Linked DNA regions of Homo sapiens: region 1 is linked to region 2. A link is an interaction called in ENCODE POLR2A ChIA-PET data of the cell type or tissue named here. Cell type or tissue: MCF 10A. All regions are shown on one strand. Links, peaks and the distances in the headings refer to the core of each region. The heading gives the core; the rest is flanking DNA. Region 1 overlaps LINC-PINT (long intergenic non-protein coding RNA, p53 induced transcript). Region 2 overlaps LINC-PINT (long intergenic non-protein coding RNA, p53 induced transcript).

What was found. Peaks named below come from ENCODE experiments on the same cell type or tissue, not always from the same donor. Only the 100,000 strongest peaks of a DNase experiment are listed, where the experiment ranks them.
Region 1: POLR2A ChIA-PET joins it to region 2 with 15 read pairs; 12 of 35 experiments call an interaction of 5 or more read pairs at or near these places.

What each region holds. Positions count from the first base shown.
Region 1 is chr7:130,950,825-130,967,351 of GRCh38, forward strand. The region is part of intron 5 of LINC-PINT (long intergenic non-protein coding RNA, p53 induced transcript); the gene reads right to left. Among named protein-coding and RNA genes, the nearest start is that of LINC00513, 46 kb to the left of the region's middle. RefSeq lists silencers at 71-239, 6,444-6,493 and enhancers at 7,295-7,354, 9,173-10,372, 9,699-9,788, 10,342-10,431. In MCF 10A, for the core only: a CTCF peak has its summit at 9,211; DNase peaks (open chromatin) are centred at 9,247, 9,757 and 10,487.
Region 2 is chr7:131,004,165-131,020,691 of GRCh38, forward strand. The region is part of intron 3 of LINC-PINT (long intergenic non-protein coding RNA, p53 induced transcript); the gene reads right to left. Among named protein-coding and RNA genes, the nearest start is that of LINC-PINT, 97 kb to the right of the region's middle. RefSeq lists enhancers at 3,460-3,559, 5,229-5,278, 5,309-5,438 and a silencer at 16,506-16,527. In MCF 10A, for the core only: no CTCF peak of the experiment used is centred there; DNase peaks (open chromatin) are centred at 7,177, 8,067, 8,717, 9,277 and 1 weaker place.

The DNA.
Region 1 (16,527 bases), core at 5,822-13,821, 52 kb before region 2:
ACCTGAAAAGGGCAATGAGAAGGAAAAGCAAGAAGGGTAGGGTGAGTCTTCAAAGGCCAGGGAGGAGAACGAGTCAAAGCCTGCTCACCACTGAGAGGTTGGGGAAGACAAGAATCCAAATGCATCTGACGAACGTGGCCCACAGGAAAGAGAGGAGGGCGACTATTGGCTTTGGCTACAGCGGAATCCACTTGGTCACCGGTGCAAAAGCCAGACTGGAACAGCCTGAGGGGTGGGCAGGAGTGAGGACAGGGAGGGAGTAACTAGAGACAATCCATCCAAAAGGCTGGCCCTGGCAGGAGAAGTGAATGGAGAGGTAATGAAAGGCAGGGTGATACTGAAGGCCTGTGTTGTTTAAAATGGGAAAGACTTAAGTAGGTTTCAGTGCTCGCAGGACAAAGTCAGTGGGGAATAAAAAGTACACGGTCAGAGAGAGAAAGTCTTTGAGAAGGTGAGAGGGAAGGGCATGGGGTTCAGGGCCTTGGACACGAGGAAGGACTCCCCTTCCACTGAAACAGGAGGCAAGGAAAGCCAGGCAGGTGCAGATGAAGAGTGCTGATTCACAGCGAGAACCTAAGTGAGTCCACCTTCTGGACTCTCTTCCCTCTGTGACAGCAGAGGGATGGCCAGTTACTGAGAGTAAGTAGTGAGATGCAGGAGGTGGAGAGTGGGCAGTGTGTGCAGAACCGCTGGGAGATGCAGGGGCACTGGGATGGCACGGATCAGCAGCTGGAGAGTGGAAAGCTGCCTCCTCAAGTGTGCTTCTCCCGCCTGCCAAGTCATGGGCGCCACATCCCAGTCCTCTATGCATGTGTGGCATCTATCAAACAACACTAAGAACATAAACAAAACCGTGACTATGCTGAGCAGGGCCTTGGGAGAAGTCGCATCTTCCACACAGTGAGATCCGGGAAGTCAGCTGTAGTAAGTGACATCAATTTTCTGTAGGCCTTCATCGCATATGTACAACAAAGACAATGGTCTACACAGAACACGATGGCCCCCCATGACAACGTGCAGCACAATCCGTCTTCATTCTATAGTCAAACCCAGTCTGTCTGTGCAACCCAAATGGGGGATTTTGACGGAAATTACATCATTAGTAACAGACCTTCATGTTTGGTCTGAGCCAGATTTTGTTTCTGGTGCTGTCAACCCTACTAAATGTGGGCAGGTGATCACAGTCCAGGCTCTTCCTGGCTGCCCGGGTGATGGTGGGAAGCTGAGTGGGGAGAGGCCTGTCCTGGCCACTTCTCCCAGGCTCGGCTCTCCTTCCCGCTTTTGCCAGGAAACTGCTAGAGAAAGCAGAAACAGGGGCCAGGAGCTGAGCACAAAGATACAAGTCCAAACACAGGCTTGGGAAGGTGGTATTTCAAATGAGTGGAGAGGACGACGTAAACTTGAAATGCGTTTCCTTGCAAAGTCCTTTTGTAGAGACAAATAATTCTGGTAATGAATATGAAGCATCCCCGGGTATTTTCAGAGCATGCATTTCCCAAGGAGCTCAAAAGAAAACACTTTAATTCTATATCCTTTTGAGAGAATGGGAATTAAATAACAAAACGTGACCGATTCAGCCAAATGGGGAGTCTATTATGAAGAGTGAGACAGCTGAATCACAGCAGAGTGGAATGCACTTTTGCTTTATATGTTTTTCCTTTACTCATTCCTTTTTTGGTGTTCCTTTATTATAAAGTTAATATATTATTACCAGCCAGCAGTTACATAGTGCTCACTATGAACCAGGCACAGCTCTAAGCCTTTTGTATACTTTAACCCAAACCATGAGGCACGTACTCTTATTCTCCCCATTTAGGGAGAGAGACAAGAACGTCGATTCCTTCGCCGGTGTTCAGTGGCAGAGCTGGTATTCCAATCCAGGCAGCCCAGCCTCAGAGTCCCGCGCTAATCACTTCCCTATACCACCACACCATGAAAGCACCAAATTCAAAGTCCTAAAATTTAGGGTATCAAAAGAGAGCATCACCATTTACTGTACCTTTCTAACAGAATAATTTGGGTGCATTTCCTACTCTATTCAGCCTTTGGTTTCCAAATCAAGGAATCTTTTAAAAGAAAGAAAGTTCTATATTCAAATAAATATGCTCAACCAAACCGTTTACAAAAACCTTTCCAAGTAGAGATTCTACTCATAGACAAGGCTTCTTTAAAATCAGATCTACTTTTGCATACAATATACTTGTTATTAAAACAATTTTTTCCTTTACAAGCATCTTTACATTATGAAAAACATCTTTCTTAAGAGTATTTATTTTTTGTCTGGCCCACATTTCATTATAATAAGTTCCAAATCACTCATTTTTGAATCCACACATATCCAAGTTTTCAGATAAGAAAAGTGAAGTTAATTTTGTTCTTCTTGAAGTCGCCTGCAGGCTCAGGCTAGATCTCACTTTTTATGGTCTATTTCTGTGCAGATAAGAACATCACATTTAACATGGGAATGTTGGAACTTCTGGAGGCTTCAGCAGGGTTAGCTTCAAAAAACAAGCAAAAAATGCCTCCCACCACATACAGCTTCTATCAGTGATCTTTGACATAAATGTTTCACGATATAGAAGTTAAAGAGTATGCCAGTCACTTGAGGGTTGACCAATGTGAACTGTTATTTCCTAGACTTGAGTACATGCCGCATGTGGTCTATATAAACATTCTTTAAGTTCCTTTGAAATAGACCCACACATATATGGAAAACTGATTTTCAAGAAAGGCGCCAAAGCAATTCAATGGAAAAAGGAAAGTCTTTCCAACAATCCATGTTAGAACAACTGGGAAAATGTATGCAAAAATATGAACCTTGACTTCTACTTAACCCCATATATAAAAATCAACTGGAGATAGATCATAAACTAAAGCATAAAAGCTAAAGCTATAAGTCTTCTAACAGAAGGCACAGAGAAATATCTGCACAATCCTGGGGAGGCAGATTACTTAGGAAACAAAAAATACAGATAATATAGAAATCTTTGTTTTAATTTTTAAAAATATATTTTATTTTTTTGTAGAGAGTTGAGGTCTTGCTATGTTACCTAAGCTGCTCTCAAACTCCTGGGCTCAAGCGATCTTCCCCTGCCTTGGCCTCGCAAAGGAAAAACATTTTTGATCAATGAAATTATTTCAAAGTTAAAACCTTCTGCTCATCAAAAGACACTTTTAAAAAACAGCAGGTAGACCATAGACTGGCAAAATATTTGCATTATAAACTTCTGACAAGAATATTTTATTCAGAATATGTATAACATTCCTACCAACCAAAATAATAAGACAATCCAATTTTAAAACAGGCAAAAGAAAAACAGACTCAAACGACTTGAACAGACACTTCAAAAGGGAAGATACACAAATGGCCAATAAGTATATGTGATTCATCTAGAAAATGCAAATTGAAAACTACAATGAGATACTACTTCATATCCAAGAGAACGACTATAAGTAGAAAAACCAGCAATATACAATGTTAAGATACCTGGTCACCTGGAACTTTCATAAATTGCTTGTTGGAGTGTAAAATGGTACGATTACTTTGGAAAATGACTTGGCAGTTTCTTACAGAGGTACACATACACCTAGTGTACGGTGCAGCAATTAAACCTAAAAAAGAGTGAGAGTGGGCCAGGTGTGGTGGCTCACGCCTGTAATCCCAGCACTTTGAGAGGCCGAGGCTGGTGGATCATTTGAGGTCAGGAGTTTGAGACTAGCCTGGCCAACATGGTGAAAGCCCATCTCTACTAAAATTTTAAAAATTAGCCAGGTGTGGTGGTGCGTGCCTGTAGTCCCAGCTACTCAGAAGGCTGAGGCAGGAGAATCGCTTAAGCCTGGGAGGTAGAGGTTGCAGTGAGCTGAGATTGCCCCACTGCAGCTCAGCCTGGGTGACACAGTGGGACTGTCTCAAAATAAAAAATAAAAAAAGAAAGAAAAGAAAAAGAGTGAGAGTGAGAGAAAACTCATTCACAGCAGCTTAATATTCATAGTAGCCAAAAATGGGGAAATAATCAATATGTCAGTCAACAAGAGAACAGAGTTTAAAATTGGGTCTATTCATACAATGGAATACCACCCAGCAATAAAGGAAGAATGATACAGACAACTATATAAAACTGTTGCGTGAAAAAAAAAGCCAGACGCAAAAGAGTATATACTGCATGATTCCATTTAGAGGAAGCTCAAGAACAAGACTGCAATGATAGAAAGCAGAAAGTTTTTGCCAGTGAGGGTGGCGAATGACTGAATGGGGCAAGAGGAAACCTGGTGATAGAAACGTTCTCTCTCTTAACTGGGGTCTGGGAACAGGAGTACACTGAATGTCTGTGCATTTCAATGCATGTAAATTTTACATCAATTAAAATGGAGGGATGGTAGGATTTCCTTAATTGTCTTGACATCCCCATGTCCTCCTGAAGAATGCAATTTGATTCGCACACTTAGATCCCATCAAATGGTGCCTGTATCTGGATTACTTCAGTTCACAACTAGCCATGGCTCTCTCTTCTCTGGGGGACCATCCATACAAGGTATTTCCTCCAGAGGAAAAGAAAGAATTTGCTGGTTCTCCTCTCATTCAACAGTAATAGCCAACCAATAGGCCAGGTCCCAGAACCAGTGTGGGAGTGTTCTACATTCTTGCAGTCACAGAATGTTTTTTTTAGGCCCACCATTTTTCAGCAGACATCTGACAATCCACACTCAGAAACATTCTTCATCTCTAGGAAGTTATGCGAAATAGGTGGGAGAAACAAGGTGTGGAAAGGGGGTGTTTGGCATAGGCTGATGATAGATGTTCTGGTCAATACCAGGAATAAAATCCCAAGTGTGTTCTGCTTGCCTGGGAGCTCACACCCTCAGAGCTAAGTAGATTTCACTACTCTCCATCTCTGCTTCCAAGGGCATGGCCTCAGAGGACTTGCTCTTTGATCTAGAACTGTACAGGAGGCTCTAAGCTGGTAAACAACTTACAGGGGTACAGAGGTCAGATAGGAGAAGGCCCTTATGACCCTTACTATCTTCAACTGTCTCTAAGCAGCTACATTAAAAATAGCTAACATCCATCACTATTACTTTGCAAATTTTAGAGATAGATTTTAGCCTCCTAGTATTGTGCTAGAAATGAGGCTAGGCCTGAGAAGAACCTAAAGCTTCCATCATGTTGCAGTAATTGGCCCTAACTGTGGAATACCTCTGAGAAAGATCTCCAGGGATTTTTCACAAAGAAACTGCTTTCTAAGTAAAAGGAGGGAAGCATGAGATGGAAACATCAATTCAGGCTTTCTTCTGACACAAACGGACACCACTTGTGTCACAAAAGTTAAAGAACTAGTCAACATCTTACTTTTCCCATCTTCACAGTGTCTGCTGACACTTTCAGGACCGACCTGACGAACATGACAAAGGGATAATTAACAAGGGTTTGGAGATTTTTTCCACAAAGGAGATGGGAAAAGAGAATGTGAATTGCTTCTTATAAGGAAAAGAAGAGGGAGTATGAGGGTCTATAGCCCAAGAAATAAATAGTACAGAAGGGAAGAATAGGAAATTCTCTCAGAAGCTCTTATGCTAAAGGGCAGGGAAGAAATCAAGCAAGCGTATCCACATTTAATTTGTATTAAGATCAGGAACAAGTACCACTACTTAAAGATTTTTTTAAATGACTAAGTTGGATGTTTTACAAGATGCAACTTTCTTCTAGCAACAAAGCTAAAAGATCCTCTTATGGGGCTCTATGATTAATGGCTATGTCTTTACTGGCTGGAAAGTGTATCTTTGTATAATAGTGTCAGCCCACTGTTTCCTCCCAATCCAGTAATTGTGAGGGTTTGTTTTCCCAAGCCCCAGTACCCACTGCAGTCATCATGCTCCATCTAATCTTTTTCCTGGCTAAATGCCTGACTAAAGGTATTTCCAATTTACTTGTTCAGATATATTTCTGACAAATCAACAAATGAAAGTACTTCTCCTTTCATGATGGCGGTCAGGGCGCCTGGAAGACCCCACTACGGTTATAAAAGGGGTATGTAGACCCACAACAACAACAAGTTTCAGGGGCCTGAGAGATTTCACCAAATGTCAGGAAGCCAGAAGGATGTGGGGAGAGCACTGAGCGATGAAGCTGAGCAGAGGCAGCTTACAGCCCGGAGAGTTCTGAGCGGGTACTGCCAAGGCAGTGAAGAGTTGATTTTATTCAGATGGACCCCAAACAGGCTCCAGACTCAGGAAAAGTAAGAACTGTGACAGAAGTGACAAGAAAGGTAGAAAGGAGAAGAGTAATTGAAAAGTCTGGAAATAACAATTATTCTTTTCATGACTACTTCCTGTCTTTATAAAAAAAAACCTTATAGCTTCCCCACTTCAGAGCAAAAATAAGAAAAGGGAGATAATTTTCTAAAAAAAATTAAACAAACGTCTGGTGAAGACTAAATAGCTAGTGTGGTTAAGAGAACCCCACAGTCAAGCCCTCCTCATTCTGACATCTAGCAGTTCCCCAGCAAGAGGGCTCAGGGTGGCTCTGTGTACCCAGGCTGAAGCCTGCTAGAGGCAGATGCTGTCATGCAGAACTTCTAGGCAGCCGTAATGGCACTTCATTTTTAAAAAGAAAATCAAATATATATTTTAAAAGTCTGCAACATGAAAGAGAAAAACCAAGATAAACAACAATAACAAAAAAGAAACAGAATATTTAAGAAAAAGATTTTTTTCTAAAAAAACTAAAAAAAAACCCCCAATTTATTAGTATTCCTGGAAATATTTGAGAATTACATCAACATAACAACAACAACAACAACAAAAAAGAACTACAAGAAAAAGCTCTATGAAATTAAAAATGCAAGCCTCAAATAACAATAGGGAACACTATGTGTGCACATGCTTGAGTAACTTAACCTCACACTTGTACTTCTTTTTTCCTTTTTTTCTTTTCTTTTTTTTTTCCTGAGACACAGTCTCATTCTGTCGCCCAGGCTGGAGTGCAGTAGCGTGATCTCAGCTCACTGCAACCTCTGCCTCCCAGGTTCAAGCAATTTTCCTTTCTCAGTCTCCCAAGTAGCTGGGATTACAGGTGTGCACCACCACGTGCAGCTAACTTTTGTATTTTTAGTAGGAATGGGTTTTTGCCATGTTGGCCAGGCTGGTCTCAAACTCCTGACCTCAAGTGCTCCACCCACCTCAGACTCCCAAAGTGTTGGGATTACAGGCGTGAAACACCACACCCAGCCTTTGTATTTCTGATTTAATCTACCATATAGACAATACCTTACCTAGAATGTGTTATATTTTACAGTACTGTCAACAGTTTGTAATGGCATATGTGGACTATGTTCATGACAAAGGGACAGTGCCACCATGTCCACTGTTCAAGAAAACCTGAGTCTGTTTTTAACTCCTCTGCAAGTTTACAGTTTACTTCTCTCAATACCTGCTCATCTTTTCTACAGAAGGGGAGTAACCAAAAGTCACAGGTTTTTTTTGTTTTCGTTTTGTTTTTTTGAGACAGAGTATCACTCTGTCACCCAGGCTGGAGTGCAGTGGTACAATCTCGGCTCACTGAAACCTCTGTCTCCCAGGTTCATGCAATTCTCCTGCCTCAGCCTCCTGAGTAGCTGGGATTACAGGAGTGTGCCATCACACACGGCTGATTTTTATATTTTTAGTAGAGACAAGGTTTTACTATGTTGGCCAGGCTGGTCTTGAACTCCTGACTTCAGGTGATCCGCCCACCATGGCCTCCCAAAATGCTGGGATTACAGGCATGAGCCACTGTGCCTGGCCATGTTTTGTTTTGAGACAGAGTCTTGCTCTATCGCCTAGGCTGTAGTGCAATGGCACGATCTCAGCTCACTACAACCTCTGCCTCCCGGGTTCAGGTGATTCTCCCGCCTCAGCCTCCCGAGCAGCTGGGATTACAGGTACCTGCCACCATGCCCAGCTAATTTTTGTATTTTTAGTAGAAACGGGGTTTCACCATGTTGGCCAGGCTGGTCTTGAACTCCTGACCTCAGTGATCCACCTGCCTCGGCCTCCCAAAGTTCTCGGATTACAGGCATGAGCCACTGCACCTGGCCCGGTCATGTTTTTAGAGTGACATATGAAGACTCCTAGAAAATATTAATACAGAAGAACTAGCTTACTATGAAGATTTCAAAATACTAATACAAATTAATGAGGTACACGTGAAATCTTCCCTGGGGAACTTCATGAAGAAGATAAGCATCCCTCCTATCTGGGTAATTTGCATACCCTCCTTCCTTAAACGCTGAGGCACGGATTGGTTCATTGGTTCAAAACCCTATCCATTATTCTCATAGCTCTCTTTATATGACAAAAAAATTCTGTCATGTCCCATTTACTACTCTAAAATCAAATTTGTTGATAATATTAACTACTGTACATGCAGCTTTAAAACATGAATATCCTAAATGTACATAAAAGATAATCTAAAAGAAGCAATTTATAATAAAAAATACTTCACATTTCATTATATAAATAATTTTCAGGTACAATTAACTATGTAATCAAATAGATGCTTGTAACTTACTTATAAAGAAGAAGCTTGTATTTAAGAGAAGTCAGATTAGAAGCTTTCCATATTAAAAGTGCAGGAAAATGAAAGAAGTAGTATAGGTGGACCAGAGAATGAAAATGAATCTATTCTGTGTATATTAAAAGTATGCAAAAATTATTTTGCATTTTTATGAAAAAATAAAGTCTAGGTTCAGAAAATTATAAACTGATCTTTCCCTACACGAATGTCCAACAGGATAACTGAAAGTCATGTGTACTACAGGGCAATTCTTTATCTCTTTTCTACTGTGGGACATTAAGTTCTCTCGCTCTCACTCATGAAATATCCTTCATTAGGCTGGGCGAGGTGGCTCATGCCTGTAATCCCAGCACTTTGGGAGGCCGAGGCCGGCGGATCACCTGAGGTCAGGAGTTTGAGACCAGCCTGACCAACATGGGGAAGCCCCGTCTCTACCAAAAATACAAAAATTAGCTGGGTGTGGTGGCTTGGGCCTGTAATCCCAGCTACTCACGTGGCTGCAGCAGGAGAGTTGCTTGAACCCAGGATACGGAGGTTGCAGTCAGTTGAGATCACACCACTGCATTCCAGTCTGGGCAACAGAGTGAGACTCCATCTCAAAAAAAAACCAGAAAAATCCTTCATTGTACCACCAGAATACCCTCATAAATTTCCACTCTGTCACCTAGGGGGCGGTACTGCTTCCATGAGAACTCCTGACCAGATCATCTATGGGAGTTTCCTTTTAGTCTTCATCGTCCGTCGCACTGAGAATCAAATCCTGATGGACAAATCAGCAACATAGCTAGGAAGCACAGTAACTTAATATAAAAAAAGACTATGAAGAAATTAATTTAGTTTAGGCTTATGCCATTAACTGTAGCCATATTCAACATAATTTCCTCTTTTTGAGTTCAGGATGATTGGTTACTCCACATAGAACATGGAGTGGAAAGCTGTATCTTTGTGACTTTTATTTAGATAGCACAAAATGAGCCTGATTTTTAAAATGTGAACATTCAAACCTGGCTAACTAATGATAAAAAAGGGAGTTTTTCATAGAACTCTACAACTCTCATTTCCTCAAAACAAGAATTAATGCATTCTTTCACATGCGGTCATTACAGGAAGGGGGGGTAGCCATTTACTGTAAATGCCTTTCTGATGCAATTCTACTACCTCTTTCAAAGACAGAATTCATCCAAGAAGCCTTAGTCACTTCTTCAAGAAAAATGCCACCGCGCTGAATGTACACAGACTAAACCACATGCCTAAGGAAAAAAGATGAGCTGATTCCACCATTAGAACACAGTTCGGGAGAAAAGTGGCAGAGAGAGAGAGCTCATAGCTTGTCAGAGCAGATCAAGTAGTATGTCTGAAAATCCGCCCTTTAATGTAACAGTCACTGTTTCATAAATCAAATGCAAACATAGATTTCCCCTCTGCCTAACTTTTAAAGTATACTTCCTAAAAATATAAGACCCCACTTCTAAGCCAGTAGCAACTGTGGTGATTTAATTTTTAAAGTTTCATGCACGGAAAGAAAAATGGAATCTTATCTTTTAAAATTTGAAAATGAAACTATGTTTTGAAGAGGGTAGATTTCACAGGAAAAGGGTAAGACAGTGGATAATACGATAAAGCAGTTTGGATGGAAAAACTTCAGACAAATAGTTCTGAACTCTTCTCAAAGAGAGGATCAATTTTTCTAAAACCTCAAAACCACCCAAAGGGAAAAAAAGGAATAATTTCTCCAGTTTATCCTTACCCGGATGAGCATGAATTCTTCTAACAGCCAGATGCACACACTTGTTTTTATGGAGGAGTTACTGCTGAGCCAAAGCCCAGGAGTCACTCAAGACTGGAGGCTGCGTGCTGCTGGAGCCCGAAATCCCCTTGATGAATGAAACTGCACATCGTAATATACACATTCAGAGCGGGCTATTGGCTAAATGAAGGCAATGCGTGTGGAAGTCTGATTTGCCACCTTCAGGGCAGGCGTCTTATATCCTAATTCAGAAAGATGACAGGCTTTTTTTTTTTTACTCCCTAGACAGTCAAAACTAGAAAGGGTTCGTTTTTCTGTAGCCTTCTCCCCAACCCTACGGAAACCACAGAGAGAACAAACCACAGTGAGACTTGACTCCTTAACTAGGCAATGCCAATGAGAAAAGAATTATGTTGACACTGGCAATTTACAAATAAGTCTCACACCACTGCCAAAGCTTGTTCGTGTTACATGACTGCCCGAGAGTCATACATAGGTATGGGGATGGTTTGGCTCATTTTTTAAGCCAAGAATTCTAAGCCGTAATTTTGGGGCTCCCTGAGGGTAGCAAACTTTACCAAAGAGTGGTAAAAACTCTTAAAAATATATTAATCTTTGTGCTATACTAGTGATCAACCAAAACATTAAAAACTAAGAATTACCTAAGTTTGGACTCAGAATCTCTGGGGAGGAGCCCAGGAAAATGAATTTTAACTGGCATCCTAGGTCATTCTTATGTCCTCTAAAGTTTGAGGACTACTTTTCCTGTTACTGGAACTGAACAGCTGATTATAGCTGCTTCCATCTTCCTTTATCATTCAATTATTTTGTCCTTGATTCCTGCTGAAGTCAGGAGTGACAAGAACAGCAAAGCCTCCTCAGGACAACTTGTGGCTTCTAACTCCAGGGAAATAAAAGGAGAGCCAGGCTGGGTTCACTTGATCTCCCCTCCCCACCTACCTCTGCTTCACTCCACCAAGACAGAAAAGTCCAAGCTGCAGAAACCTGGAAAATGCAGTACTTGAGGGCAAATATGAATATTACACTAACAGATGCTACAGCTGGAAAGCGAAAAATATACTGCCAAAGAGAAGAGGAAGAAAAAGAGAAAGAATACTAATGCTCACTGATTCCTTACTATTGTAGAAAAAACTGGGTTCTTGTCACATGACCAGGAAAAGTTACGCACACAGACCCTTTGAAGGGTGAGGGGTTATGGAATCTATTGGGCAAAAAGGAAAAAGACTCTCAGCAAAGCAAGATGAGTTTTTATGAACAGGCCCCCATCTCACAGATTGAATCCCAACTCACCACCCAGGAACAGGAGAGGCCAGGCTCCTAGCTGCAAAGGGTGAGAACTTCCTGAGGCTCCATCCCCTCCTCCCAGTGCACAGGCTGGTGGGAGACTCTCCAGGGACCTTCCCCCTTATCTTCCTCCTGCATCGATCATTACTATGTTCCAGACACTGCATCAACAACTTTATATGCAGCTTTCTTTGCCAAAGAAGTCTCACCAAAAAAACTTCTTCGAAAGTATCTGAACACACAAACTCAGGTGTCTACATCTCACAGCAGGGACACATGGTGCATCCTCCACGGAAGAAGCCGTGCTGGCTAAGTGTGTCCATTTCTACCCCAACTGCCCTATGAACAGAAAGGATTTCTAAAAAAGGAAACAGAGAAATACTGTTGGAAATGTATTTAAAACAAATCATCATCTTTCCGTATTTCCTTTTTTTTTCTTTTTTTTTTTTTGGAGACGGAGTCTCACTCTGTTGCCCAGGCTGGAGTGCAGTGGCGCGATCTCGGCTCACTGCAACCTCCACCTCCCAGGTTCAAGCAATTCTCCTGCCTCAGCCTCCCAAATAGCTGGGATTACAGGAGCCCATCACCACACCTGGCTAATTTTGTATTTTTAGTAGAGATGGGGTTTCACCATGTTGGCTGGGCTGGTCTTCAACTCCTGACTTCAGGTGTTCCACCTGCCTCGACCTCCCAAAGTGTTTGGATTACAGGCATGAGCCACCACACCCGGCCCCGTATTTCCTATTCTTATTCCTTCTTTATTCAACCTAAGATTGTGTGGCCTCTCAGAAATTTCAGAGAAGACTCCTGTCATCTGTTCTCCATTCTAACCCGTTTATTTCAATCCAAAGTACTGGGGGAAACCCCATCATTATAATATGACTTGAAAATATTATTTGGACATCACCAACAACTATCAACATTTTTTTTACTTTAATAAAAAGGGTTTTATCTTTGTCTCCAATATGCATAATGTTCCTAAGGAAACTTTCTAGAGAAGGGGAGCTCAACTTAGAAAACAGCTTATTTAGGAACAAGTTTTCCAAATCCTCCCCCGCACCTTTGTTTCAGGATGATTACGCATGGTGGTATCCTAACACAAAGGGGAAGGAAGCTGACTTCTGACTTACTACTATGAGCGGATCTGGTACATTTGGTATTCCAAGTGTTTTGCCTAATAGGTAAATGCAGATCTGTTGGGGCAGTGTTTCTCAAATTGTGTTAGCACTAAAACCCCTTGTATTCCCCTAAATGAAATCTTGGGTGAAGGTCCAATATCCTCACATGCTCGCTGCTGTGGCGGGTGGGCTGCGGGGCCCACAGGCCTTCCTTATTTGGGCCCACTTTCTCAACTCACCCCCAGGGTCGCTACAGAGGCAATGCTGCCAAACCCCAAAGGCTCTGTTTTCTATTTTCTCAGACGTTGATGATTTTTTAAATTAATACTTTATCATTTTATTTTATGCATGCCTTTGCGTCTCAAAGTGGGGCATACATTGAAACATTTTCAAAGTCATGTCCAGTCATGCTACGTGCAACACTGAGCTTAGGAATTCTGGGACATATTTGGCCAGTGTGGACCCTGACATGAAAATTATAATTTCCATCTGTATCCCTTTGGAAACAACACCTTTAATATATTTGCAAGTTCAAGGTCATTTTAGAAACACAAAATTTTGCAGAGATATAAAGTTTAAATGAATGAGAATATCATCTTGATGATTAAGATCCCTTGCCAAATTTCACTTCCACTAGTGAGCATTAGTTTGCTACATAGGGGACAGTAAGCTTTGGACTATATATTAACACTCAAGCAAATATATATATATATATTTGTACACTGTGTATGTGTGCCTGTGTGTGTGCGTGTATACCTCAGCTCTAAAATGGGAAATGAATTTAAAGTGCTGCTAGGTAATTATTATCAAAAAAATTTATTAATAATATCAGGTCAGCACAGAGAACAAAGACTGAAATTCCTTCATGAAGAGGCAATATGTACTTCTTCTGCTAACAAAAGTTTAATAATCTTTTCTTTTTCTGAGTGTTATTTCTCAGAAATAACACTTTTTTTTGTTTGTTTCTTTTTTTCAGACAGAGTCGTGCTCTGTTGCTCAGGCTAGAGTGTTATAGCACAATCTCAGCTCACTGCAACCTCTGCCTCCCGGGTACAAGCAATTCTCCTGCTCAGCCTCCCGAGTAGCTGGGATTACAGGTGCCTGTCACCATGCCCAGTTAATTTTTGAATTTTGAGTAGAAAGGGGGTTTCAGCATGTTGGCCAGGCTGGTCTTGAACTCCTGACCTTAGGTGATCTGCCCACCTCGACCTCCCAAAATGCTCTGGGATTACAGGCGTGAGCCACCATGTCGAGCTGTTTCTCAGTTTTAAAAAAGATAATGTGTCTCATTTGGCAAAGCCGTCACATTTCAAATGTATGTAAGAGAAAATGTCCAGAGTGAAGCAGCTATCCTGGGTCACCTGGGACCACTAACCTGAATCAGGGAAGGTCCCAATGTTCTGTAATCAACTGTCCCATAGAATAAACAGTGTTTAAAAGAAGGGAACTTTATATCCAAGCAAGTGTCAGAAGCATGTACACAGAAGGAATAAAAGTGAACCGTCTTTTCAAAATCCATGTTTAACCATATCCTTGCTTTCAGAATACTCTCAATTTCCTATGATTTCCATTTTAATTTATTATTGACAATAAAATAATTATGGAAGCACTGTAGTAGGACTTACAGTTATCTAAAAATAGTCAACCTCTTTCCAAAAACAGAAGCATGGTTAAGAGAAATAATAACATCCTAGCACTTTGGGAGGCTGAGGCGGGCGGACCACCTGAGGTCGGGAGTTCGAGACCAGTCTGGCCAACATGGTGAAACCTCGTCTCTACTAAAAATACAAAAATTAGCTGGGTGTGGTGGCGGGTGCCTGTAATCCCAGCTACTTGGGAGGCTGAGGCAGGAGAATTGCTCGAACCCAGGAGGCAGACGTTGCAGTGAGTGGAGATCGTACCACTGCACTCAAGCCTGGGCAACAGAGTGAGACTTCGTCTCAAAAAAAAAAAAAAAGAGGGCGAGAGAAATAATGACATTAAAGTAGTCCTCAAATACTTGCTTATGTTCCCAAAATGTATCCATATATTTGTGGTTTAGGACTGAGGCTACTTTTCCCTTAGGAATATTGCTGCTAATGATAGTACCCAGGTCATTTCACAAAACTTATTTCATATCATGTATCCTATATGTAATATTACATATCCAAATGAAATATATATTTTAATTGTGTTGCAATACTAATAATTATATAAAGCATAAAATAATAACTAAGAATGATTTTATCTGTATGCAAATATGAGAAGGTTTAGTCAGGAGGAAGCCAACTGAGACTCTCAAGAGCTTTGGAAGTTGATGACACTGGTTATTATGCCTTACTTTACCTCCAAATATATCATGTGCTTTTCCCTTGATACAATTATATCACTATTCTCTCTCTCTCTCTCTTTTTTTTTTTTTAAAGAGATGGGGTCGCTGGGCACAGTGGCTCACACCTATAATCCCAGCACTTTGGGAGGCCGAGGCGGGCGGATCATCTGAGGTCAGGAGTTCGAGGGCAACCTGACCAACAAGGAGAAACCCCGTCTCTACTAAAAATACAAAATTAGCCGGGCATGGTGGTGCATGCCTGTAATCCCAGCTACATGGGAGGCTGAGGCAGGAGAATCGCTTGAACCTGGGAGGCAGAGGTTGCAGTGAGCCAAGATTGCACCATTGCATTCCAGGCTGGGCAGGAAGAGTGAAACTCCATCTGAAAAAAAAAAAGAGATAGGTTCTTGCTATGTTACCTGGGCTGGACTTGAACTCTTGGGCTCAGGTGGTCCTCCAGCCTCAGGCTCCCAAGTAGCTGGGTCTACAGGCATGTACTACAGCACCAGGCTATATCACTACTCTTAAGCTCATCCGCTATGACTAATACTACTGGGGGCTCTCCAAAATTACTAATACCACTGGGGGCTCTCAAAGTGGGAAGAAAGAAAAAAAGCTTAGAAAGAGAAACAGATTTACTTGAAATATGGAAGAAATGTGATAAAAAGTATGTATGGAATTAACAAGACAACCTCAAAAAAAGGCAGAAAGAGAAAAGAACATAATATTGAAAGTTTTCCCAACTTAGATGGAAAAGGTGCTGGATTGGATATATGACCTGAGCCAGGACAACCTGGCTGCTCTGTGAAGCAGAGGACAAGAGGCTGACCAAAGGCAGGTGATGTGTGTGACCAGCCATGTGCATGAATGGGATGTGTGCAAAGCCAGCGTGTATGAACTGGGAAGGCCTTGTGTGGCAAATGTGGTAAGAATTTAGTGGTCAGTCTTTCAAAGAGATAGTCATTTGGTCTGGCTGGTGATTCAACTGATGAGAGCCCAAAGTCAAGAGTTCAGTGGTGGTGTGTGTTCGGCTTCATGGTCGTAGAGCATGAGCAGGAGGAGTTAGCTCCCAAACATGGTGCTGGCCAAGAAGGACCAAGCCAGAGCCCATGGACAGCTCAGTATAAAGCAACACGGCCTCTAGGGCTCTGTTCTTAGAATAAAATCATTTTCCTGCATGACACTCTTAATTCCTTACTTAACTGTGGAGGAGAAGAGGGGTGTAGATGTTAAGATATCAGAATCTGAAAAATCCTTTACTATTAACATAGCTAACTTTAAACTGTTTACTGAAAATGATCATTGGACCCTATCTTACAGTAATGAGTTTTATGCATTTAATATTATAAATATGGTCTTTTAAATGACAACACAAACTATGACCTTACTAAATAGGCTGGTGACATGTTAAAGTGTGAGTGTGAGTGTGTGTGTGTGTGTGTCTGTAAGATTGGTGAATTCCAGTTCCAGTAGCAGGGGAAGTTAGGGAAGGGAA
Region 2 (16,527 bases), core at 4,408-12,407:
TTGCCCAGGCTGGAGTGCAGTGGTGTGATCTTGGCTTACTGCAACCTCCGCCTCTCAGGTTCATGCAATTCTCCTGCCTCAGCCTCCCGAGTAGCTGGGATTACAGGCGCATACCACCATGCCCAGCTAATTTTTGTATTTTTAGTAGAGATGATGTTTCACCACATTGGTCAGGATGGTCTTGAACTCCTAACCTCAAATGATCCACCCACCTCAGCCTCCCAAAGTACTAGAATTACACACATGAACTACCACACCTGGCCTATATTTGAATATTTAACAATTAAGCTGAAAAGCTTCTTGATGACATATCTTTAGAGATGATTACCAAGTTACATCTTCCCCTTTTCCATATCTGTGGGAAATATACCCAACACAGTGCTACAGACTACCAAAGCTGGAGTCCTGGTGCACTTCCTCATTTCTGACCTGACAGCTACCACACTCGGACCAAAGACAGTAGGCCATCTGAGAACCCACACAGGCACTTGGCAAGTCTATAAAATGACTTGCAGACCAGTGGGGATATCCATCTCCAATCTCAGCCTTTGACTGGAAAATTCCAATGTACAACAAGTTTTTGAAAAGATAAAAAATATATATTTTTACTATTTCTCTGTCTCTCTTGCCTCCATCTCCACTCATTCAAGCTTTACCCACTTTTCTGCTTTCTGCACAACTGCCACCTTTTGCATTAAAACTTCCCATAAACCATACCTTGCCTAGCGCAATCTCTGGGAGAAAGAAGTGAACTCCCACAGCACTCCATCTTTGCTGCTCCAACAGTGCCATCATTTTCCACCCTACACGGTTTTTTTGGCTTTGTTTTGAAGACAGGGTCTCGCTCTGTTGCCCAGGCCATAGTGCAGGGGAGTGATCTCGGCTCACTGCAGCTTTTAACTCCCGAGCTCAAGCAATCCTCCCACCTCAACTTCCCGAGTAGCTGGGACCACCAGCATGTGCCACCATGACCGGCTATTTTTTTAAAAAAATTTTTGTAGAGATGGGGTCTCACTATATTGCCCAGGCTGGTCTTGAACTCCTGGGCTCAAGCAATCCTCCCACCTCAGCCTTCCTAAGCGCTGGGATTACAGGTGTGAGTCACCACACCTCACCTCTACCTTACACAGTTTTATTTCTTCTTTAAGCAACATGAGCATAGGATTTGTGTGGTTTCATCTTTCTTCTAGTGCCTAGCATCCTGCACATACACTATGTGTGTCTGTGTGTCTGTGCATATAGCCTGGAAAAGCATGTAGACACACACCCAAATTTACCAAGCACTACTATGCCCAGGCACTATCTCTTACCTACACTGTTGCAAAAATCATCCATCTTCACAAAGTCTCCTTCAAGTAGTCATTATCATCATTCCCATTTTGCAGAATAGCAAACTGAAATTTAGAGAGGTTAATACTTGGCCAAAATCACAGAGATAGTAAATGGCAGAGCTGAGACTGAAATCCAAGCCTGACCAATTAAGAGCCAAGGCACTTAATAATAAATTTAATACCCATTCGATATGTCATTTAGTGAACAGCATTTCTACACAAGGTACTAGAATGAGAACGTTAGGAATGAAGATAGCCCAAGGTCAACAACTATAATATAACTATACGACAAAGGAGAAAGAGCAAAGTCCAAGAAAAGAGTGCATAACTATTCACAATAGCAAAGACTTGGAACCAACCCAAATGTCCAACAATGATAGACTGGATTAAGAAAATGTGGCACATATACACCATGGAATACTATGCAGCCATAAAAAATGATGAGTTCATGTCCTTTGTAGGGACATGGATGAAATTGGAAATCATCATTCTCAGTAAACTATCGCAAGAACAAAAAACCAAACACCGCATATTTTCACTCATGGGTGGGAATTGAACAATGAGAACATATGGACACAGGAAGGGGAACATCACACTCTGGGGACTGTTGTGGGGTGGGGGGAGGGGAGGGATAGCATTGGGAGATATACCTAATGCTAGATGATGAGTTAGTGGGTGCAGCGCACCAGCATGGCACATGTACATATGTAACTAACCTGCACATTGTGCACATGTACCCTAAACCTTAAAGTATAATAATAAAAAAAAAAAAAAAAGAAAAGACTGCATAAATGCTAAGGATGCTCACAGGAGTATGAGATCACTTTTTGGGGGAATGGAGGTAGAGAGGGGTAGGAGTAAAGATAATCATGAAGAAGATGGCACTGAGTTGCAGCTTGGATTTGAACAAGCAGAAATGAGAGGTAACAATATGTTAAAGATTAAACTGGGCTCACCTTAGTATTCTTCCTAAAGCAGCAAAGTGGGCTAATATATTACGTTCAGTTATATTATCCTTGATAGCAAAGACAATTTCATATACTTGTTTTTATGCAACATTCACATTCTGGAAACATCCAGTAAATATTTACTGATCGAGAAAGGAGGAGAAAAGGGGGCAAGGTGGGTGAATAAGAAATATTAAATATTTCTTTGAATACTTAATTAGTTCAAACACACAGTTTGTTCCACATGCAGTCTGGTTTTACAATATATGTGAATTAAATCCTTCTAGTCACTAACAATCTTTCACTAAGTTGTATGTATTCTCTGCCCATAATACTGGAAGAATCTAGGTGAAAAAAAAATTGCCCAGTTTTTTCTCTGCCCAATTTTAAATCTTCATGTGTCCAGCGATGTCTGCATTCAAAGTGATTAGGCCAAATCACTGTCTTACCAGTTTTACTCCCAAAACTAAGTACAAATCCATTTTAATCTATTTATCTGTACATCAAAAGATTTTTCTCTAGAAAATACTTTTTTTTTTTTTTTTTGAGACAAGTCTTGCTGTGTCACCCAGGCTGGAGTGCAGTGGCATGATCTCGGCTCACTGTAACCTCTCCCTCCTGGGTTCATGCAATTGTCCTGCCTCAGCCTTCCGAGTAGCTGGGATTACAAGCATGCACCACCACGCCCAGCTAATTTCTGTATTTTTAGTAGAGACGGGGTTTCACCATGTTGGTCAGGCTGGTCTCGAACTCCTGGCCTCAAGTGATCCACCCACCTTGGTCTCTCAAAGTGCTGGGATTACAGGTGTGAGCCACTGCATCTGGCCTACATTTGTATTTTAAAAAGGTAAAATTAACAAAAGGTGCCCATCTACGTAAAAAAGTCAAAAGGAACCATCTACCTGCAAGGCAGCATGAATAAAAATGTAAAGGCAAACTTAACTGTTACAATAACATATCAGCTCTGAGTCTAAAGGAAAACGGGTGTTTGTCTAAGAAATGTGCTAGAGAGAACCAGCCAGTTTTAATGTGCCTTAAGCAATGAAAACCTGTTTCCTCCTTTCCTTCTTGTCCTTTTGAAAAGACAACATGTCACAGGGAGACGTTTTTCTAACAGCATCCATCCTGGTGACAAATGTTTGCCAAGGGTGGGGAGAGAGGAGGGAGGAAAGAAAGAAAAAGAGAAGGAAGACGCCATCTGCTGACGAAAGAGAAAAGAAGAGGAGGAGGAATTGGAAGGCGCCACTTCCGGGTCCGTGTCTGAGAAATACAACGTATCACCATAAGGCAGACTTCTACTCAATATAAGGAAGAACTTTATAATAATTGGAGGAATTCAAAGGCAGAATTGATCAGGGACCAAAGTTCAAGCAGGGGGTGGCGAGGTCTCCTCAGGCAGAATAATCTTTCGTAAGCTTCTCCCTCTTGAAGGAAGAACGGCCCCAGTTCAAGTAGAAGAAAATACTGTGCTTATTATTTTTCTCTAATTCTTAAATGTTTCAAATAGTCTCTATCTTGATAATTCACGATTCAAAGGACTGAGACTGAAACATCAAATAAGCAAGCACACAAATTTGCCTGACACCACCTGCCCCCACCCCTAGTCCCTGGGCCTTATTTCTGGGCTTGCTGCTGGGCTCTCCACGGGCAGCTGGCTGCCATCGCTCCGCTGGAGGGCGGTACCATGAGCACGGATGGGGCCCACATGGCAGGCAAAGCACTGGAAATTGATGCCGCACCCCGCTGCTGCCTCTCAGTCAGCAACTGGCCAAAGCTGATGTGTAAGTGACCCATGTGGGCTAACACTGAGGCCTGGTCCTTACACTGGCTCCCAGAGTGTCCAGCAAAGTTAGGCTCCAATTGTTTCCCTATCTCGCTTCCCTTAAAATGTTTCTTTCACCTTCCAAACAGATAACATACATCTCTGTCTCAGCGGAACTCAATCCAAGAAAACACCTCACACCATGATGATATAAAGATGACATAATCTACAAATCATTGAAGATTCTCATCTTGGTTTCTTAGATTTTCTAGCCACATATTTTAGACTCAGTTTTGTCACACAGTAACACAAAATATACAGGTATTTATACAACAAAATATTAATATAAAACAAGTTATCAGTCCTATGTTTGTGAAGACTAGAGAGTCCACTAGACTCATAAAAGGAATGATGAAGAATACTATCATTTCTTTCAATTTTTTCAATTCTGAGAGCGAGTGACTTTGAAGTCAAAAAGACAAAAATCACTGCAGTATAATGAAAAGAAATTCCAAAGCACTATTTTGTTATGTGGAGAAGTTCACTTTCACAATTACTAAAGGCTTACTGTGTGTTTCAGACGCTGTGCTTGGTCCTACCTAAAATACAAAATCAAGACCACCCAGGCCCTGCTCTAAGGAAGTCACTCTCTAGAAAGGGACAGAGACATGTAAGTAAATAATTCCACTCGAGTGTAATAAGTGCAATCATTCAACCTTGGACAAAGACACTAGAGGAAGGTCTGTCTGTAGGGGGAAAGGTCAAAAAAGGTTTTGTCATTTAGTATCATGTGAACAAGGTTCCCAAGGATTCCTCTAAGAGCTGACTGGGGACTCCAGGAGCGAGAGGGGACACACGAAGTAGAGACTCAGCCTGGGAGGAAGCAGAAGGGTGAAGCAGCTTTGTGCATTCATCTCTCCCTGGCTTCAGTTCAACAGATGGAAAATTAATAGGCATATGAAAATAAATAATTTTTTCTTCTAGATTATAAGATCCTCACGCTACATCAATAATTACTTACTTGACAAAAGTCAGAGACATTTTCTGTCTCAGAAAGAGCCTCTAAAATGCTGTGCCCTCATGAGTCACTCTGGTAGCATAAATCAGAGAAAAACTATCTGACTCAAATTACAGTTACTGTAAAAGTTCATTATTACTTACTAAAAGCCCTCAGGTCTACAGCCATTGGGGGGTGGGGGGGGGGAAGCCTCCTATTTTTAGAAATAAGACTTATTTTCTCATCTTCTGCATGTTTGGTTTAATTTAAACTTATTCTTGGAGTTTCAATAGACATTGATGGCTATGGTCCAGTTGCTGAGGCAAATCTCTCTTTAACTCTATGGGAGGTGAGAGGCTCCAACGGGGACCAGACTTTGGAAACTGCACACCATCAAGGGTTTGCCATTAGAGGACTTCTCTTGTCTAACAGAAACAGGGCAATGCTACAACCTTGTGATTCTTTTCCTTCTTCTAGGCTATCAGGAAGAAAACTGAATATCCTTACATTGTGAGGTCAGATGTATGGCTTTCATTCTGAATGCAGTAACTTCAAATGTAGACACGTGAACAGAAAGCTTTGTAACAGAAAAACAGCATTGTTTCGTTAGATGACTATAGATAGTATTTCATAAAATACAAGAAAAACACTCAAAATTAGCTCCAAAAAATGTATGAAAGGTGATACTCTGATATTTAATAAAACTGAACCTCTCACAACAATAAAATGATCCAATTTCATATACCAATCAATAAGCAAGGGTCTACTAACTTCACCAAGAAAGAGAAAAAAACCTAAGTTAATGCAAAATAATTTGGATCTTAAGGACGTCAATAACATGGGCCTTGCAGAAAGTTCCAAAAAACATGCTTTCATACCTTTAACTCTATGAAAAACAAACAAGCGTTACCTCCTGCAGCTAATGAGCACTGACAGGCTCAAGGTAGTCGCCATGCTATGAAATGTGGCAATAGCTACAATGTCATCTGTTTAGTTGTTCATCAGTTCATTGCTTAGGAGCCACTCAGAAGCAGCTGGGCGCAGTGGCTCATGCTTGTAATCCCAACACTTTGGGAGGCCGAGGCAGAAGGACAGCTTGAGTCCAGGACTTGGAGATCAGCCTGAACAACACAGAGAGACCCTGTCGCTACCAATAAAAAAAATTAGGCGGTCGTGGTGGTGCACACCTGTGGGAATTTGCTGTGCTTGTGGCCAATTAAGTGTTCCACTCTGAGGACAAAAATGAATGAACCTGGGAGTCTAAGATGGGAGGATCGCTTGAACCTGGGAGGTCGAGGTTACAGTGAGCCGTGATTGCACCACCGCACTTCCTACATTCTTTTGCAATAGGAGCCTATTTTAAGTCATTCTTAGACACACAAATAAGTTAATTTTGGGGGGCAGTCTTGATCTGGATTCTTGCTTTCCTCTGCAGCAGTCCTATTATTAAGCACCATCTATACCCAGGGCACTTTCTTTTGCTCATTTTACCCATCCCAAACCTTGGCAGGAAATCCAACAGCAATGCTTTCATTCTTATCCCATCCTAATCTCAAGATATCAGTATGAAAGTCTTGAAAGTAAGGAACTAACTCAAGTAATTTCCACTTCAGATTGACTAATGGCACACTGAATGGCTCCAGCATACTCACTTACTGGCCTCTGGCAAGTGACTTAACCTTCCTTAGTTTCTTCAACCAGCAAATGAGAAGGCAGAACTAGATGACCTCAAAGGGCCTCTCAAGTATCAAAGTTTTGCTTCTGTGAAATACGTATGAGCAAGCACACTCAAGTGTAGACAATATAGATTGGCAAATAAAAGCAAGTAGGACAGCAAGAAAAGTCCCAGACTCTCAGATTCAAATCTAGCGTCTTCTCAGGAACTCAACCTACTCACACAACTATTTCCGAGAGCACTGTTAACTGCTTGTCAGAAAATGCACGTAGTAGTTCCACGGGTCATCACATTAAAAAAAAAAAGATTTGATTTCCATGTTTAAGTCAGTTTCAGAAACTGGGTTAAATAAAGTTAAACAAATTTCTCAACATCCTAGACTTTTACAGTGCTAAGAGGGCATGTGAGTTGCTAGGAGAGGTATTACAACAGAGCATTTTCCCAAACTTAGTTGCCACAGCATCCTTTTTCATAGGGCAAATCCTGCAGATCTTGTGTTCCCGGGAACAACTGGGAGTTTGCTGTGCTTGTGGCCAATTAAGTGTTCCACTCTGAGGACAAAAATGAATGGACTTGAAGGGCCACTCAGGGCCCCACCAGAAGGAGCCTTGGCTGCAGATCAAGACCCTCGACTCCACTGCAGGTTCTGCTGCCAGCTACTAGTTTGCACTGGGCCCCATTTAGCCACCTCCCCAGACCTGCTGGGCCCCACTGGCCTTCCAGGCATCCGCTGCCAGCTTCCTTCCCCAACACCCAGCCTCCCAGGCCCCAGCAGCACAGCACGGGGCCATCCTAGGTCTCTGTTCTCCTCTGACTAAACTTTGCAGAAACACTGGCTGCAGTGGCTGCTCCCATGTCACAATCCGAACAATTTATGGCCTTAATTCCACTATCATCCTAATTTCTACATAATCATGTAATAAATATTGGTAACATTTTGGAATTATTGCATAGAGAATTCTAAAAAAAAAAAAAAAAAAATTCCTAATTGTCTTGAAATGTTCTCCAATGTAGATATAACTAAAGAAAATGAACCACAGTCTCTCTTCCAACTATTTTCTTTTCACAGAACTCTCCTAATTAGCGAACTACAATTAATACTAGAAATTAGAGGAACCACGTGGGATTCTTTGAAACAAAAAAAAAGCTTTTCTGATAAGTATTATTGACTGAAATACAGTTAACATGTTTGTCACTTTCAAAAAGCCACAAATGAATTTCTCTGAAAAACCCAACGTCTTTATAAAAAAAAAAAAAAAAAATTCCACAAAATTGGGGCTCTGCCAAAACGTGAATGTTGCAAAACCATGTGTCACATGCCCTCCTTCAGTTTCATGTTAATCACTACAGCAAGGATTAAACTTTTGGAGACTGGAATTCAGAAAGGTCAGACAGGGATTCAAATGCTGTCCTAGCTGGCTGGGAAGTACTGAGGCAAGTTACTTAATTTTTCTTTAATCCCAGTCCCGTAAGCCATTAAAGGAAAACAGAAATACCCAGCTCACAGGATGGTTAAGTTTTAAGTAACATCAAGCTGAACTTGCCTAGCAGATTGGAACCTACATTAATTAGAATTAGGTTTGGCTCAGGGTGGCAGGAGACCCAAAATATCAGTGGCTTAAACAAGAGAAGTTTCCTTCTCAGGGAAGTGCCCAGGAAGGTTAGCATGGCAGTCCACCCATGTGTGACCTCAACCTCACGGTTCAAGATGGTGGCTTCCACATTCCAGACAGAACGGGAAAGGGACGGAGAAGAAACGGCAAAGCAGGAAGACACACTGTCCCTTAAGGAAGGTTCCTGGAAGGGCCCACGTGGTAACTCACCTCCCACTGACCAGAATTTAGTCACATGACCATATAGCTGCCACGGCCCCAGCTATGAAGTAGGTCTCAGGTTGCTATATAAAGCAGGAGTATGGACACTGGGGGCCAACCAGCAGGCTCTGCCACAAAACCCAGTAATGGCTCATCTCCTATCTCCAGTGGCTTCAGCTTCCAGGAGGAGTAACATTCAGCCTGTAGGCACTGGTACAGCATGCCAGTTATTTGAGCTGGCATCCGCCCTGAATGACTGGATTCCCATGCTGTCCTAGTAGTTAAATATTTTGCAAATTACCCTTGCCTTTGGGAAGCTCTGCCTTAAATTTCCACAACAAACAAGATTTCCTTAATAGCACATGCTGTTTGGGACATACATTTTCCCCAAACTGATTAGTTTTCTTTCCTGAAAAGGTACAGAGCCCAGCAACTTGCTTTAACAGAAAAATTAATTTTGCTGAATTACAGGGTTCAGTTTTCAAAAAGGAACACTTCACCGTTAACTCTACAGGCACTCCATCTTGATGCTGCTGTCTCCTGGACGCACAAGTACGGAGGCGTGGTGGTGGAAGAAAGCCACTGTCTCCACTGTCTACGTCCCCACCCTGCTGTCCTTCCCACCTCTTCCTCACTGACAGTACCTGTCAGCCAAGGATGGGGGAGGAGAAAGAGCAGTGTGGACTTTTAAGAGAACCTTCAATGCACATGTGGCTTATCTGTGAGCAGGCTGTGCCGAATAAGCCACAATGCGTCACAATTTGACTTAAACTCAATTAACGCTAAGATTCATTTTCTTTTCTTTTTTGAGATGGAGTCTTGCTCTGTCGCCCTCAGGCTGTCCTCAGGCTGGAGTGCAGTGGCGCAATCTTGGCTCACTGCAAGCTCTGCCTCCCTGGTTCACGCCATTCTCCTGCCTCAGACTGGTGCTAAATCAGGGTGACCCAGACCTAAAATAATTTCTTTTCAATCTCATCTTTCTGTTCTAATTATTTCCAAGAGTTTCAATCAGCATTTCCTAAGTTGTGTTCTACAAGTGTTAAAAAGGGTTGTATTTAAAAAAAAAAAAATCAGTACTAGAAATACTTTTTTCCTAAAACGTATTACATTTATGTAAGAAAAACAGTTTTAAAGCTTTAATTGTTGCAGAATAGCCAGAAGCTAAGAAATGCTGGGCCGGCGTCAGGAGAAGGTGTGCCCAGCGGCCTCGTGCGGGTTTACGCTCTGGCCACAAGCAGCCAGCCCTACGCTCTCACTCAACCGTGCAATTCTTTCTGTCCTACGTGACCCTAGTTTCCTAAATGACCTATTCTGCATCCTGCACATTTTAAGAATGTGTTTTATTTCTCCTTCATTATTTGATTGATTTTTTTCTACTACTAAAACAAGCATATATTTACAAAGTATATGAAGCAACACGTATACGGTGAAAGTCAATCTTTTTCACCAGTCTTCTTGTACTGTTTCCATTCCCAGAGCAAAGTATTCTGTTTCTTGTGAATCTTTCTAGATTACGTATTTCCTAACCATAAAAGGTGGCATAAATACATGCTGTTTTGCACACAATACAGAATGCATTTCCAATATTCTAATTTTTTATCATTTTACAAAGCTTCAATGTAATCATCAGCACTTGCTGTAACTAATGTTACTAAACGCTCTGGAGCCGAAATTGAACAGCAGCATTTACCGTTATATATAGGTGCTGTTTAACTATGTATGGACCTCACCAATTATCAGTAATAGTCCAACCCTGAAAAGCTATTGGCACCAATTTTCTTTCCCACAATTAACTTACTATGGAACACTAATTCTCAACAGACAGCTGGAAGACATGTCTTCCGAGAAAAGCATCAGAACTTCAAGTGGGAAGGGAATGAAGATGCAAGCTCTCCATCCAATCACAGAAATTTCACGATGTCCTCCCTGGGAGTTATCGCTTCTCCCATCTCTCTCCTGTGGAAAGTCACTGCATTTAACGACAGATGTAACTGAACCAAGTGCGGCACTGTGTAACAGAGCCTTCTGCAACAGTGGAGATGTCCCCATCCATGCTATCCAACACCAGAGCTACCAACCACAAAGGACTAAGGAGTACTTCACATCTAGTACAACTGAGGAATGTTTCAGTTTAATTTAAAATACGGATTCAAATGTAAATAGCCACATGTGCCTAGCGGTCACTGAATTGTGGGAAGTCAGAAAAAGATACCAACTCTTCTTATAAAACAGAGGAATAACAGGAACTGTGTATGAATATATAGGGTAAGCCTAGCAGATTACGCCCAAGCACATCTCCTAAGAATTGTCTTTCTTAACATATGCAAGGCTGAGTGGACCAGTTCCAAAAATAATTTGTTTAGTTAAAGTTGGAACAAGCATCAAGTTATGTTGCAATTACCTCTAAAATTTGAAATTAAAATAATTTTAATTTACCCAAACTCTATGTTTGATTATGCATTCTGTTTTACATTTTTCCTGGCATGACGTTGCATGTGGATCACACTAAATTAACAGTTTCCCTGTTAGGCGAAAAAAACAAACTGCAGAACGGTATGTACAATGTTATGCCAACCATGTCAGTGTATATGTTTGTATAGGAATACAATTCCTCTAGAACACTGCTGTCTAACAGGACACTTTGTAAGAATGGAAACGTTCTATGTCTGCACTGTTCATCACGGCAGCCACCAGCCACATGTGGCCATGGCACACTTGAAATATGGCTAGTGTGACTGAGGAACTCAATGGTTAACTATATTTCATTTTAATTAGTTTAAATTCAAACAGCCACAAGTGGCTAATGACTACCTTATGAGATGGTGCGAGAAGACTAAACAAACCCCAAACTTAAAATGGCTACCTCCCAGGGATTATGACTGGAGGGAAGAAAATAAACTTTTACTTACTTTAAATACCACTGTGTTGCTTGGATCTACTTATTTAATTGTGTACAACTGGCATGTACAATGCATTAAACAAACAGATAAAAAGGGGAGGTATCTTAGCCAGCGTGGGCTGTTCTAACAAAATACCATCAACTGGGTGACACAGACAAAAGGAATTTATTTCTCACAGTTCTGGAGGCTGGAAGTTCAAGATCAAGGGGCCGGCAGATGTGGTTCCTGGTGAGGGCTTTCCTCCTGGCCTGCTGTGCCCTTACAAGGCAGGGAGAGACGGAGCACTTGGGTCTCCCTTCTTCTTATAAGGACACAAATCCCAATATGGGGGCCCTACCTACATGACCTCATGAAAACCTCATTGCCTCCCAAAAGTTCCACATCCAAATACCATCGCATTGGGAGTCAGGCCTTCAATATAGGGATTTTGGGGGAAGACAAAAACATTCAGTCCATTACAGAAGGAGAAAGGGAAAAATCAAAGATTCCTTCTCCTTTCTGTATTTTTCTCCACTCCATTCGCTTAGCTTAATAAGTACTATGGAAACATTAGGCATCTGAAATCTGGTTGTGTTTTGTTTTGTTTTGTTTTGGTAGAGACAGGGTCTTGCCGTGTTGCCCAAGCTGGTCTGAAACTGTTGGCCTCAAGTGATCCTCCTGCCTCAACTTCCCAAAGTGCTGGGATTACAGGTGTGAGGCACCGTGCCTGGCCTGGTTCTTGAATAGCTGGAACAATGGCATTTCCAACCAAGCAGATATGCAACCAAGTATCTGGACCTTAGGCTATTATAAATTCCAGTGTGAAACAATGTACTAGTGATTCAAAGTCCTCATGTTTACACAATCTCTTGATGACCCCAACAAATGAATGGAGGTGCCAAATCCATGCTAGGCAAGCTGGAAATGACACTTCCCTTGTTACCTTTAACCATACTTGTTCATTGTTCATTGCTGTGCTGCAAGGAGCTGAACTACCTTAAAATGGTCCCAGAAGCTCCCTCTGGGTTGCCTCAACCAACTAGCCTCTCCCAGCTCTTTCCTTTGGAAGCCAAAGGCACTTTATTCCAGTGGAAGAGGTCATATTCAAGCTCAGCTTCCCACAAGCCCAGTGGCTTCCTCCACTCTGAGTGTGGGGATACCGGGGTTTCCCACAGATACTGAGGTCTCCAGGTACAGGGATGCTGGCATTCCCAAGCAATGCCTGCAAACAGCCATCCCAAATCCATATATCCCGATCCTAAGCAGCCTTTATGTTCACCCACGGTCAAAGCTGCTTTCTTGTTCCCCATAAAAAAAAGATTAGGGTGGTTGCCAGGGGGTGAGGAGAGGGAAAAATAGGGACTGATTGCTTAATGGAAACAGGGTTTCTTTTGTGAGGGGATAAAGAGGCTTTGGAACTAGACAGAAGGGTAGCTGTACAACATTGTGAAGGTACTGAAATGCCATTGAATTATTCACTTCAAAATGGCTGATTTTATGTTATGTGGATTTTGCCTTCAAAAACCTATTAAAAATAAGGCCAGGCGTAGTGGCTCATGCCTGTAATCCCAGCACTTTGGGAGCCAAGGCAGGTGGATCACCTGAGGTCAGGAGTTCAAGACCAGCCCAGACAACATGGTGAAATCCCGTCTCTACTAAAAATACAAAAATTAGCTGGGTGTTGTGGTGCGTGCCTGTAATCCCAGCTACTCAGGAGGCTGAGGCAGGAGAATCACTTGAACCCAGGAGGCAGAGGTTGCAGTGAGCCAAGATCGCGCCATTGCACTCCAGCCTGGGCGACAAGAGAGAAATTCTGTCTCAAATAATGAATGAATGAATGAATGAATGAATGAATGAATGAATGTCAGGGGCAACATTCCATCAGTCACACAGAACTGCCCTGGTGGACCGCCTTCCTCCCTGTTCTCAACCAAGCTTTGTAAGATTTCCTTTTCCCTAACAAGCCTTGTAGAATTTGTCCTGAACCCTAGGGACCATGAGGGAACTCGCCTAACCTCTCCAACACTTTATGTTTCCAACACAGCCACAGATCCAGCTGTTGCTCTGGAGTTTTTCTCTGTGAATATTTTTTCATCTTGTTCTGCTATTTCCTACCATATTCCCCACAAGGAACTTTCACTCAGCATCCTACTGGAATTCAACATTGTGGGTTAATGCTATGCTCCTTGTCTGCAGTGGTGAAAAAATTCCTCAAGAGACTTTGACTGGAAACTTGATTGCTCTGCTTCAATCAAACACAGTGGCTGGACCTATCTGGACAATGGGTGCAATCATTATGATTATGGTCAATTAATATCACCAACCCATTGTTTGACTAAACTGACAAATGGCTGAAATAGTGGAATTAGCTGATTGTTCTCCCTTATTACACCCTCATACAGCAACCCCTGGTAGGAATATTAGTAGTAAGGAGGTGAAAGTAGGGGGATAAAGACAAATGGGTTTCTTCAGCCCTCTCTCTGCCACCTCTGCCACCTCTACTCCAGCCCCTGGTCATGCTCTAGAACCATGTTTCCAAAATAAATTTGACTACGAAATCCTTTTTTCATGGAACACCTGCCAACATCTCCTCCTATTCACCTTGCACATCCCTCACTTTCCCCATTTCAGTAGATAGCACTTCCCTTTACCTAGTTGTTCAGTCTAAAAGTCTTGGAATTATCCTTGGTTCTTCTTTCTCTCATACCCTACAACCGAGCTATCAACAAATTATACCAGCTTTATCTTCAACATCCCCAATCTAACCCTTTCTTCCAACTCCCAATGCTACTAACCCTGTCTCAGCCACCACCTACCCACCTGGACCACCCCGCTCACTTGGGCCACACCACACTTCCACTCTTGTCCCCAGCACACTCCCGCTGCCCCCATAGCATCCAGTAACCCTTTACAATTAAAAGTCCTAACACACCTTTCCCCTGTCCAGGAAGGGCCTCTCAGGCCACTGGGAGTCAAATCTAAACTGCCCATCACAGCCCATCAGGCTTGCATGGACTGACCCCTGGGTACCTTTCCAATTCCATTTCCAAATGCTCTGTCCTTTGTTGCCCACTCTGCTCCAGTGACACGAGGGCTGACAGAGGTGCTCCTTTGACCTGCCCAGCACTCTCTCACCCCAGGGTGTGATTCCCCCTGCCTGGAACGCTCTTCCTCTAACTGTCACCTGCTCGGAGAGGCCTGGAGACTTAGCGAAACGTGACTCTCTATCCCTCTACTTGGCTTTGCACCTCTTCACAGCATTTATCACAACCTGACATGGCACCCCATGTTTACTGGGTGCCCCCTACCCACTAGGGCAAAAGCTCAAACAGGCAGCAATGCTGTTCTGTGCCCCACCACATCCCTAGCACTCAGAGCCAGGCCTGGTTGGTAGGAGTGCTCAATACATACTTATTAGATCAATTAATAAATAATTCTCATAGAACCATCCCTCAGAACCATCTACTGTGAATTCCTTGTCTGGAGTAAAACAACAGAAGCAAAAGCAGTCAAACTGGGAGACAGTACTATGACGGTCAGAACATATAACATGGAAGCGCTCCAAAAAGAACTGAATCCAGGTTCACATCACTAGTGCCAGGCCCTGGATATAAGCATTTTAGGTTCCCCAGAAGGATGCAGAGGTGCTAGTTTCCTGATAAGTGTAATAGATTAAATCGGACTAAATTATCTTTAGCGATCTATAAAGTGGTTCCTACATACCTTCCACGATAGATAACCCTTTTTTCCTCCTTCGGCTGTAAGTCACTTAAAATTTCAAAGCTGTGAAATATTTTAAGACTTAAGTTTGAAGTTAGCTTTTAAGGTAGCAGTAGGCAAATACAATATTTTGCTAGAAATGTATTACCAATGAGAAACATAGTTATAACAAATGCATTACAAAATAAATGAGGCTAGTATAATTTTCAGGCAGACTAAGGATGCTGCATTACTAGTAATCATACCGTAACCAATGGAGAAAAAACCCAGCACTACACAAATGACTTTTAGCTAGTTACTTCTCCAACACCTCACTATAAACTTAAAGCTAATATTCAATATGTAAATAGTCTATTCTTAGGACTTGAATTCTACTGTTTATCTAATCAGCCCTTTGAAAAAGGTGATGTGGGAGAGCAGAAAACTGTACTTGTACTAACAGGAGTTAAGAGCATGAGCTTTGCAGCCTCACCAGACCTAGACTGTATTTCCCACTCTGTGACTTGCTGTTTAAGTGACCTTGAGCAAACGACTTCACTTCTCATAGCCTCGGTTTCCTCCTCTGTAAAATGAGGATAGCCCCGGCAGTCTTGAGGAGATTTTTAAAGATTATCTGGTCAGGTACAGAGTGGCTCACACCTGTAATCCCAATACTTTGGGAAGCTGAGGCAGGCGGATCACCTGAGGTCAGAAGTTCAAGACCAGCCTGGCCAATATGGGGAAACCCCATCCCTAGGAAAAATACAAAAATTAGCCAGGTGTGGTGGTGGGTGCCGGTAGTCCCAGCTACTCAGGAGGCTGAGGCAGGAGAATTGCTTGAACCCAAGAAGCAGAGATTGCAGTGAGCTGAGATCATACCACTGCACTCCAGCCTGAGCAAGACTCCGTATCAAAAAAATAAAAAATAGAGATTATATAAAATTATGTAAATAAAATGCTCAGCATAGACTGTAGCAGTCTTTACTATATTCTACTGGAATTCTACATTGAGATGTTTCTCTCTTAGGATCACCTGAAGGGCAGTGCTGTGTCATTCTCATAATCTTTCCATCCCCAAATGCCCAGCTCGGGAACATAAATCAATGAATTATGCCTACTAAATGTTCAGATTTTGACGTGAAAGTCAACTGAAGAGATAAGACAAGAGGAAAGAAAACGAGAGGAGTAACAAGATGAGTAGAGGTAGGCTTTGAAGGAGCAGGAGGGAAGTGGGCAGCAACCCTTCCACAGTGAAGAAGAGAATCAGTGATGCAGAGGCATTAAATAGAACAGATCTGAGGCTTGGCAGAGGGAGAGGCCAACAGGAGCTCCAGACAAGCCTGGGCAACTTAGCGAGACCCTGTCTCTACAAAAAAATTTCAAAAATAGGCAGGTGTGGTGTCATGCACCTGTAGTCCCAGCT